2 separate regions of the Homo sapiens genome follow, and region 1 is linked to region 2. A link is a contact called in ENCODE Hi-C data. All regions are on one chromosome and are shown on one strand. The core of a region is the stretch at or near the end of the contact, and the rest is flanking DNA. Distances in the headings are between cores, read along the strand shown.

What was found. Hi-C counts contacts between places; a loop is a spot of excess contacts on that map. Pooled maps may share reads with other maps.
Region 1: a map of mammary epithelial cell shows a loop between it and region 2 (11-fold over the local background). The contact joins the promoter of HRH1 here to the enhancer-like site in region 2. A Hi-C loop is called at or near these places in 1 of 168 maps with a recorded cell type or tissue (mammary epithelial cell) and 9 of 50 pooled maps.

Annotation. Positions count from the first base shown.
Region 1 is chr3:11,152,045-11,156,755 of GRCh38, forward strand. It overlaps HRH1 (histamine receptor H1), which reads left to right and starts at 2,449. Exons shown (of 2, transcript NM_001098212.2): 1 at 2,449-2,510. It overlaps LOC105376951 (a long non-coding RNA gene), which reads right to left and starts at 2,356. Exons shown (of 5, transcript XR_940593.2): 1 at 2,220-2,356. LOC124909345 (a long non-coding RNA gene) reads left to right here and starts at 2,702. Exons shown (of 2, transcript XR_007095817.1): 1 at 2,702-3,087.
Region 2 is chr3:10,755,624-10,760,670 of GRCh38, forward strand. LINC00606 (long intergenic non-protein coding RNA 606) reads right to left here. Exons shown (of 3, transcript NR_152730.1): 3 at 3,719-5,047. Among named protein-coding and RNA genes, the nearest start is that of LINC00606, 6.1 kb to the right of the region's middle. RefSeq lists an enhancer at 2,981-3,275. Within about 2 kb of position 2,113, at least 2 of the 41 ENCODE cell types and tissues checked have a DNase peak (open chromatin) inside an H3K27ac peak, as active enhancers do; they include mammary epithelial cell, where a contact is called at or near this core.

The DNA.
Region 1 (4,711 bases), core at 1,199-3,698, 400 kb after region 2:
CCAGGCTCCAGATCTGGCTCAGCTGCTTCCCACCTGTCTGATCTTGGGAAGACTTACTAGCTGTATACTCTGAACAAACTCCTTCATCTCTTTGTTTTCTCATTTGCAAAACGGGATGACAACAGTACCTACCTCATGGGATTGTGAGGAATCGGTGCATTATTTATGTAAAGCTCTTAAATCAAGCCTGACACACAGTATGCAGTAAGCATGGGGCTGTTACTTTTCTGCTGCAGCCTGTATGTTGTTAGTAAGTTGATTGTGCCCTTCTGCTCCCCAACCCCTCATACAGCCTGGGGTACCTCCTGATCTGTCAGTTCCAAATGCCACAGCAAAACAACCCACACCCTGCTTACCAGGGGCTTGAAATCATGTCTAACATGTTGTTTCTAAGATGCTGATTTTTCTAAAAGTGCTGATCACCATGGGTTTAGCAGGCCTAAAACTAGCCCAGGAAGTGAAACTTTGGGGAGGAATTCCAAATAACCAAGCCTTTGCTGAAATGCAGAATGGAGAGAGGAGGGATGAAAGTGTGGACGCAGCCATTTCCCAGGCTTCCCCCACCCGCCCTGCCCCCATCCCCCCTCCCACCTCCATCCCCCCCTTACCTCCCTTAAGCCCCACAGCTATAGAGAGAGGAAATGTATTTCCTTTAGAATTTATAACAGTTGCTATCCTGAGTGCTAACTCGGTTCCAAAGGGTGCATTAGTCTGGTAAAGTGTAAAATATGGAGGCCCTGGAGAATCACCAGGGAGTGGGAGAGGGCTTTCGTGGATCCAGGGTGAGTCTTGGCTGTGGGGTTGTGCTAATGTGCAGAGGGCTGGCCAGAAAAACAAATGGGACATCCCTGACTTCTCGAATCCATAATGCCCAGGACAGTGACATGGCCTGCCATTATCTCAAGGCCAAAGTCTCATATCACTGGGCATCACAAAGTCCTTTAATCCCCACCTTGCAGATGGGATCAGTGATCTCTGAGCTACCATTTATGGAGCACTAAGCCCTTTATAGAAATGGCATCATGAAACTTTCCAACAGCCCCACGGAGATGAAGTTATAACAGCACCTTGGACCTTGGGGCCAGGCTGAGTAGGGTGGATGCTCAGTTCTCCTACATGTGACCTTGTGCAAGTTACTCAATCTCTCTGTGCCTTCATTTTCTCACCTGTAAAATAGGGATAATAATAGTTCCTACCTACTAGGACCTATTATTGTTGTGAGGATTAAATGAGTAAGCATCTGTAGCACTTAGAAAAGCATCTGACACAATGGCCCCTGTCTTTATGAACCCTTGTGTTACCGACATGGGCCCTGAGGCCAAGAAAAAGGACCATGGACCTACCATACACAGCTTGTGAAGCTGAGCCTCAGACCCAGCTCTGTGTGGTCCACAACCAGGGCTGGTGGGACTGCTGCTACTGGGAGGAGGCTAAAATACCCCTCTGACCCCCACCCCCACACCCCAACCCACCATGTCCCACCTCCTCAAACACCCTCCTCTCCCTGTGAGCTTAGGTGGTCCCTTCGAAACTGCTGGGGTAAAATCTGAAACCATAACTGTTCAAAGGTTCAAATGGAGTTTTCCCGGCGCTGAGAAGGCAGAAAAACCTCGACCTCTCTCTCCCAGCTCTGGAAATGAAGGCAGCCAGGAAGAATCCTCAAGCTCCCATTGCCAGGGACAGAGGTTCCCGGGGACCTGCAGAGGGGCCTCACCCCCACCCCACTCCTCCCCTTGCTGCTCGGGGTGGCACAGGTTGCTAATTAAAACACATCCTATTTTGAAATGTGGGCTCATTCATCAGGACGGGCTAGGGAGAAACAGAAGAGAGGTGTGAGGTTGTAGACCCTGGGGTCTCTTTAGTTCCCCGAAACCTCTAGGGGTAGGGTTCCTACTGTCAATCTTGTTCCACCTCTGTCTGACTTTGCCTTTTTCGATTTTGGCGCCCCTAGCAGGAATGAGGGGCGCAGGTATCACTATTTGTCTTTTTCAATCTATCTGTGATTGACTCTGCCAAACATCGTTTCATCTCTATTTCCATCTGTGCCTCTTTGTCTTGATTTATCTCTGTCTGTCGTTTTGTGTGCCCGCAGGTGCGTGGGTGGGGGTGGAGTTGTCTCACCAAGGTTCTGACCCTTCTGCCACCCCTCCTTCCAAACCCAAGGAGCAGTCCGCCTCGCAGAGCCCGAGCCCGGGTACCCAGCGGGAGCAGCTCCAAACCTGGGGCGCGAGCTGGGAGAGGGTGTCCGAGCGAGAGGCGCGCCCCTCGCGCCCCCTCTCTCCGCGGGGGCGGCCCTGGGCGCGTGGAACCGGGTGCGGGGGCGCTGCAGGCCCGCGGGGCCCGGGTCCCCGCCTTCCCCGCTGCTCGCGGGTGGGCCCCTCGGAGCGGCTCCTCCTCCGGCGCCCCGCTCCCCGAGAGCTCCCCGGCGCCCCCGCCGCCGCCCCCGCGACACCCAGCAGCCTGGCCGCCGCGGCCAACGCGCCACCAAACTTTCCCCGGAGCCGGCGCCGGTGAGTCGCAGCGGGGCGCGGGCTTGGGCGGGAGCGGGGCCGCCGCGGCTGGGCGAGGCTGCGCGCTGGCCAGGCTGGGTTCCGGGCATCCCGGCAGGGCGGCCGGGAACCCCGGAGCCGCCCGCTTGAGAAGAGCGCGCTTGGGTACCCTCGCGACGCGGGTGGCCTGGGGAGGGTGGCGGAGGGCGGCTCGCTCGGTGGCACCGCTCCCCTCTCCACACTGTGGCCTCAGCACTCGACGCGCAGACACCTTTAGCTTCCCCGGGCTTGGGCAGGGTGCGCGCCCTGAGCGTCCGTCTTTGAGCTCGGGCGAGCAGAGGGGGAGCCTCGTTTTCTTTGAGCCTCCCCAGGGTCTGAGTTCGCTGCTAACCGTAGTGCCAGCCCATTGGTTGAGTGCGTTCACTGTGCCAGGCTTTGGGCATCCATTATCTGTTGCAATATTGTTATACTCATTTTACAGAGGAGGAAACTGAGGCTCGGGGAGGGAAGTTGTGCCCAGGAGCATCAGCTGGTTAAGGGGAGAGAGTCAGGGTTTTGCTCGGAGTCATCCTGATCCAAATCACTTGAATACACTGAGGTAAGCCCCAGGCTCAGCGTCACCTGGAGTCGGGGGTGGGAACTGTCCGGACCACCACCCGCCCTTCCCCTGCAGTTCGGCTGCAGCTGGGGGTGTGGAGCAAGAGGCGGATCACCTCCTCCTCGTTGTACCGAGAGAGGAGGATGCTTTGGGAAAATGAGTGGATATTATGGCCAGGGAGTGGATTCTGGTGACAGAAAAGCATCGGGGCTGCTCTTTCAGAGATCAGATTCTAGAAGTTGCTCTCAGTTTTTCTCGAAGGAGCCCAGGAAGCCAGGAGCAGGAGCTGGAGTACAGCAGCTCCTCAAGGAAGTCACGTCTCCTGCTCTGTTACCCCACCCCCAGCCCCCAGTCCTCCATGAAGATCCCACCTCTTCCCTCCTGATTCCCTGATCCCTCTGAGGTGTCCGCTTGCCTGGCAGCTGATAGTGCAGAGATGTTCCAGGCAGAGTGGCTGTCCTCCGGCAGAGGGCTCCCGCCTCAGCCTGGAGCAGACAAGACGAGGCAGGCTGGGAGTCCTGGTGAACAAGGTTTTCAGGCTGGAAGGTGCCTGAATAACTCATTTCATGATTGCGGGGCCAGAAACCTGTGACAGGAGCACAGACGGAGTGTGTCCCTGGAGCATGAAGGAGAGGGGAATTGAGGGTCTTATAGGAAGAGTCTTGGAGGCAGCCAGAAACCAGCAGAGACTGGGAGAGAGGGAGGGTGTACACATGAGAGCATCATTATGCATTATCCCATCACAGCATTCTTGGAAGGTAAGTACTATTATTGAACAGATAGTCTACTGAGGCTCAGAGAGGTTAAGTAATTTGCTTGAGATTGCCCAGCTGGTCCATGACAGAATTGGGGTTTGAACACCCATGTTGCCTGACTCCCTCTAGATTATGAATGAAACTGAGGTGGCAGATGGGACCTTAGCTCCTTCTTTGCTTGTGTCTGGCAGCAGCAAAGGATGAATAGAGGAAAGCCAGGCAGCAGGTCCACTGCTCACAGGAATCCTGGACAACCCCATGTAAATCCTCGAGTGTGATTCAGGCATTTCTCCTGGTGTGGGGAGAATCTACGGAGAAGGGCAGGGGATGCCTGGCATTGTTTTCATTTTCAAATGTGACAGAGAATCCCGTGGAGGCAGGAGATGGACAGGTGCTGCCTGTCCATGATTTCAGGGCTGGGTGGAGGCCGGAGCAGCCTGCCAAGAGACCCTGCACCCCAGAGTGGTTTGGCCAATGCTGGGCTGGGAGTGGTCCTTCCTGACCCTCAGCTGAGTGTCCAAGGGAGGAGGGACTTATACATGAGCCTCCTCCTCTTCGACTCTCTCAGAATTCTGTGTTGGCACTTTCCTCTTCACAATGAAGGAGTGCCTGGCTTTTCCTTAGCAGAGAAAACACATAGCAAAGACATCAAAAGTGTGGGATTCTGGAGCTCACCTGTTGGGGTTCACATCTCAGCACTGTTGCTTATGAGTTTTGTGGCCTTGGTCAAGTTGCTACACGTCTCCGTTCCTTGGTTTCCCCATTTTTAGAATGGGGGTATTCCTGACACCTTCTTCACTGCGTTGGTAAGAGAATTAGGTGTGTTCATGTGCATAAAGCACTTCAGTGGTGCCATGTAATAGCTAAAA
Region 2 (5,047 bases), core at 863-3,362:
CAAGTCTCAAAGTAAAGCTCTCATTAATCCCAGGTGGTACATCTCTTGAGGCCTGCAGGATTCCCTTAAATGTGTCTGGCATTGAGTTTTATCCCCAGTGTGTGTCACGAGAAGCATAAAAATGTGATCCTTGTTTGCAAGTGTCCCCTCACCCAGGCGTGATGAGGTCAGAAATTCCACCCTTGCAGACAGCAGGGGTTTTTTGGGTTGAGCATTGACCGTCTTCCTGGACGCTCATTTGGAAGGCAACCAGTGCCTCAAAGACGAAAGACTTCCACAGCTGACCTCTAGCCTTGAGTAGGAAATTTAACACCAATAACTGTACCCTTGGGACAGGACTTCGCAAAGGTCCAGACAGTGGTAGTGGCTTAGTTCCATTCTCAACCTGGTCTTCTAAGACCATTACTGCTTTGTGTTCATTATCTATGAGTGGTTTGCACCTTTGGTTTCATATTAGGACCACTTGGGGAGCTTTTAAAAACCTCAAGACCAATATTCCACTGGTAGTTTCTGGGGATGGAGCTCAGGCCTTAGTAGCTTTTAAAGCTCCCCAGACGACACCAGTGTAGCCAAGGCTGTGAATTGCAGCTCTCCTGGGAGAGCAGAGAATGGAATTGTAACCACTTCTAAGTCCACTGAGCTGAGCACAGTGTCCTGCCCACAGGAAGCAGTTTTTTAATCCATATTGCACTAACGGTGGAAGTTAGATTGAGTTCCAGTACAAGTAAAACTCCCAGGACCTTACATGGCTATGCTGACCAAGCTAAGATTTATTTCAGGAAAAAAATACAAGATATTAAGACCATTAAAATGAGGATATGCATCAGGGCCAAAGGCTGCCTCATAGTGAGGGGTTCTGAGAGTCAGGGGAGAGCTCCAGTTGTTACACTGATGTGGAACGACCATGTGCTTGTTCTTTCAGATCAGGATCTACTGATGCACCTGAGATATTAGAATCAGGAAGCACACAATGGAGGGCTCATCGTGTAGGCACACATGCTGCGTTACCAGCCCTGGCACTGCACAGGGCTCCCTGAGGGAGCCCCTGAGGCCAGTTGCAGGTCATCAGTCTCATTGTGACCCTCAAACAATGCTGACAAGCTGATATCAGACACCCTGAAACTTGTCTCCACCCATGGCCACCAGTCAGTACCCTTCATGCCTTGCCCAGGGGTCCATGCTGTGCAGGCACATCTCTTACTTCAGCAAAACAGCCCAGGCTGATGCCAGACCTGCTGCAATGAGCCCTCAGTGCACCTGGGAGATAAATTCAGCCTGCTTTTCTTGAAACCTTGATACTCAAAGTGAGGTCTTGAATGAAGAGCATCAGGGTGACCTGGGAGCTTTAGAAAAGCTGGATGGCAGGTCCCAGCCCAGAACTACTGAGTCAGAACCCACATTTTCACAATGCACTTCCCCCTCGGAAGTCCTGTGCACATTGACATCTGAGATTCACTGCCTTGAAGGCCACCACACTCATGCTGTTTCTCTTCCCACTGTTCAGGCTGGCCCTCATGCCAGCGAGGCCAGTGTGTTAAGACCAGTGTGAGCATCCCAAGAAGAGGAAAGCCCCTGCATCACGGCCCAGACCCTAAGCCCACCATGTCAGCTCAGGGGGTGCAGAGTGCCTCTATAGCCTGGTCCCCTTCACTGGGAACCATCATGACTGAGGGCTGGGTGACCTTGTGCTGGTGGTGCAGGGTGATTTGTGTCCAGGGAACAGGAGGGCACTCCTATCATTGCCACTCGTCTCTCACCCAACGCATATATTCAGATGAAGTCAGGGCAGAGCTGCAGCCACTGCAGCCTTGAAGGGGAAATTCGCATGACTCATTCACTATTACCACGACCGCTCACAACAATAGCTAACGTTGAATACCCATCTTTGAGTCATCCTACTATCAGCTAGCATTTATTTGGGCATCTGGTATGTGCCAGGCACCATGCTCTTTATTCACACTAACCTATTCATCAGCACAACCTCACTACATTGATATATTGTTCAAGATCACCCAGACTGAAGAGGCAGTGCCAGGATTTGGATCCAGGTATCTGATTCCAAAGACTTCACTCTTAACTCTTACCCTGCTCGTCTTTGAGAACTGGCCCATCCAAACATGTTACAGGAGTGAACACAATAGATACAATGTCTGCCTTGTGGTCTAAAAGGAGTCATTCCTGAGCATGTGTGGTGTGCACTGTATCATTTATTTACACAGCAACCTTAAAAGGTGAGGATATTATGATCCATATTTGACACATTGAGGTAGGGCTCAGAGAGGCTGAGTCACTTTCCCCAGGGTCACACAGCTGGGTCTGGGAGGGGTGGAAGGGGTGGATGACAGCTCCAACTTGCCTCTGTGAGAGCTGAAGGGCTCAGGGTGTGTACGTGAGTACTGGGGCTTTTCCAAACTTCCCTGGCTCCTTGCCAGCTTTCCTCAGCCAGAATTTGGGAGTCCTCAGAACCCCACAGAGGGAAGCTAGCATCTTCTTTGTTACACTCTGGACTTCCCAGAGGCGGTTTCCCTGCCCCCAACGTGCTGCATGTGACTTGATCTCTCCGAGCCCCTGCTTTCCGGTCCGTAAATGAGATCTTGAGTGGTCTCATGTATGGTCACTGGCAGGGTCAGTGGGATGCCCAAATAAAACAGCCCATGGAGGAGTAGCAGCAGCAGTGGGTGCTTATACACGGCGGCTCCTTCTCTCAAATCTCAGGACCGCTGTGAGGTCTGGGAAACCCACACCCCCACTGGGAGAACATTAGCTAATAGGAAGCATCAGGAACTTGTCTTCTTTTTAGAGACAGGGTCTCACTCTGTTGCTCAGGTTGGAGTACAGCAGCACAATCATAGCTCACTGCAGCTTCGACCTCCTGGGCTCAAGCCATCCTCCCACCTCAGCCTCCTGAGCAGCTGGGACTACAGATGTGCCACCCTGCCCAGAGGAAGTTTTAAACTTGACCACTATCTCCTAGCTAAGAGAGGGGCATGAAGCCCAGGCCCCAGAGACACGGTTCCTCTGGCCGCAACCTTTGCTTCCAAGCATCTGAGTAACTAACTGCCCATCAGGGATCAGGGGAAAGAGGCCCTTCCGACACCAGCGCAATATTCTTCTGCTTGGCCACATGAGGGCAGCACACGCCTGTATAAAGCACAGCTCTGGCTACAGCTCCGCCTGGGGATGAGGATGTCACTCAGCTTCCAGAAGAACCAGCTGAGTTCATGCTTGCAAAGCCACCAGATCTCTGTGCCCTATTGTGCCTACTCGCCTTACTCTGCCCAGTGTCCCTCCTCCCACCGCCCTTGTTTCACAGATATCATCCAATCCTCTCTCCAAGGTAAGTGTTTACTTTAAGCGTTAAAGCCATAGGCTAAACAGCCTCCCATCATTTTCCGTTCAGCAAATATTTACTGTGCACCTGCTTCATGCCAGGCACTATTCCTGGTGCTGGAGACTCAGTAACAAAACAGGCAGAGATCTCTGTCATCACTGAACTCAGTCTCATGGAATGTTTGGGCTGCTGTCCCCCATGCAACATTTTATTATGTAAAATGTTCAAACATGCAGAAAAGTTGAAAGAATAGCACTCGTGTAATGAACCCCATAGACCCACCATCTTTATCACATAACTGCCCACTTATTTATCTCCTTATCCGTTCACTCTACTTTTAAATGCATTTCCAAATAAGAAGGAGACATCACAATATCTCTGCTTGATATTGTTACCCAGAGGGCAGTTTATTTGTGCCTTTTAAAAGTAAAATCAACATATAGTGTGATGTACAGATCTTAAGTGACCCATCAAATGACTATTGACAAGTACACACACTTGTCCACCCAAATAGAATCAAGATAGAAAACACTGTTAGCTGCCTTTTATTAGCTCTGCAATTTTGGGCTGGTTATTTAACTTTTCTGGATTAGTTTTCAGAGTTAAAAAAACAAAGTTGTTGAGAGAATTAAATGAAATAATATGTGACAGTGCCTGGGGCACAACAGACACATGGGTTAAGCAGTCAGCCTGCCTCAGTGGAGTTCCCACTCCACTATGTTCTGGCTGTGTGACTTTGGACAAGTTGCTTAACCACTCTGAACCTCTGTTTCCTTCTCGGAAATCAGCCATAACACTACTTTTTAGCAACATTCTCAACCATGGCTGAAAACTAGAATCATCTGAGGAGCTTCTAAATATTACTAACATTTCCTAATTATTTGAAAATCTGTAAATATACTTTTGGATTAGAGAATGGTTAGAGTTAACAGAACTGGGTTCCACTAACTTCTGCTAACATGGGTGTCAGCTCTCTGGGCCTCAGTTTTTCATCTCTAAAATGGCTGCATCATGGGCTTGTTGGGGGGTCTGAGAGGAGGTTGAGAGCTGTGACGTGTTCCACCCTTATTAGATATCTTTATTTAGAAACATTGGCATCAGAAAGGGCCTTCTAGATCTTAATTGGACAGAATTAGCCATTTTAGAGAAGAGGAACCAAGGCACATGGAAGAACCAAACTTTTTATCATACCTTAGAAAATTCAATCTGGCCTTGATGATGCCTCATGCCCCAGGGGTACAATGACCCCAAACAGGTCATATCTTACCTTCCTCAGGCAGCCTCTCCCAATCACACAGGTATCTTTCTCTTTCCTCTCTTGTCTGCTTTATATAGTTAGGAATTTATTAGAAACTCTCGTGTTTTCTACTATATAGGAAAAATGAAATTGGTGGCACATCTACCTCCACTACCCATGCCTGCGCCCCAAACAGACATTAATAATGGATTGCTGAACTTTTTCCCACTGAGTCCATGACTGCCTTAGCTGTCTATCCTACAGAATACTCAAACAGACATAATCAGATAATCACTGTTGAAAGGTTAAATAAAATCTCTTTTGCTATTTTTCTGAGATGAAATTTAAATAAATATTGGCTGGCAATGTCAGCTGCTTTGTTTCCCCAAATAGAGTATCAATTCTTCAAGGACAGGACCATATATTATCTTCTTCCATATTCTAACAAATGTTCAAGCATTTTGGAAAGCAGATATCTT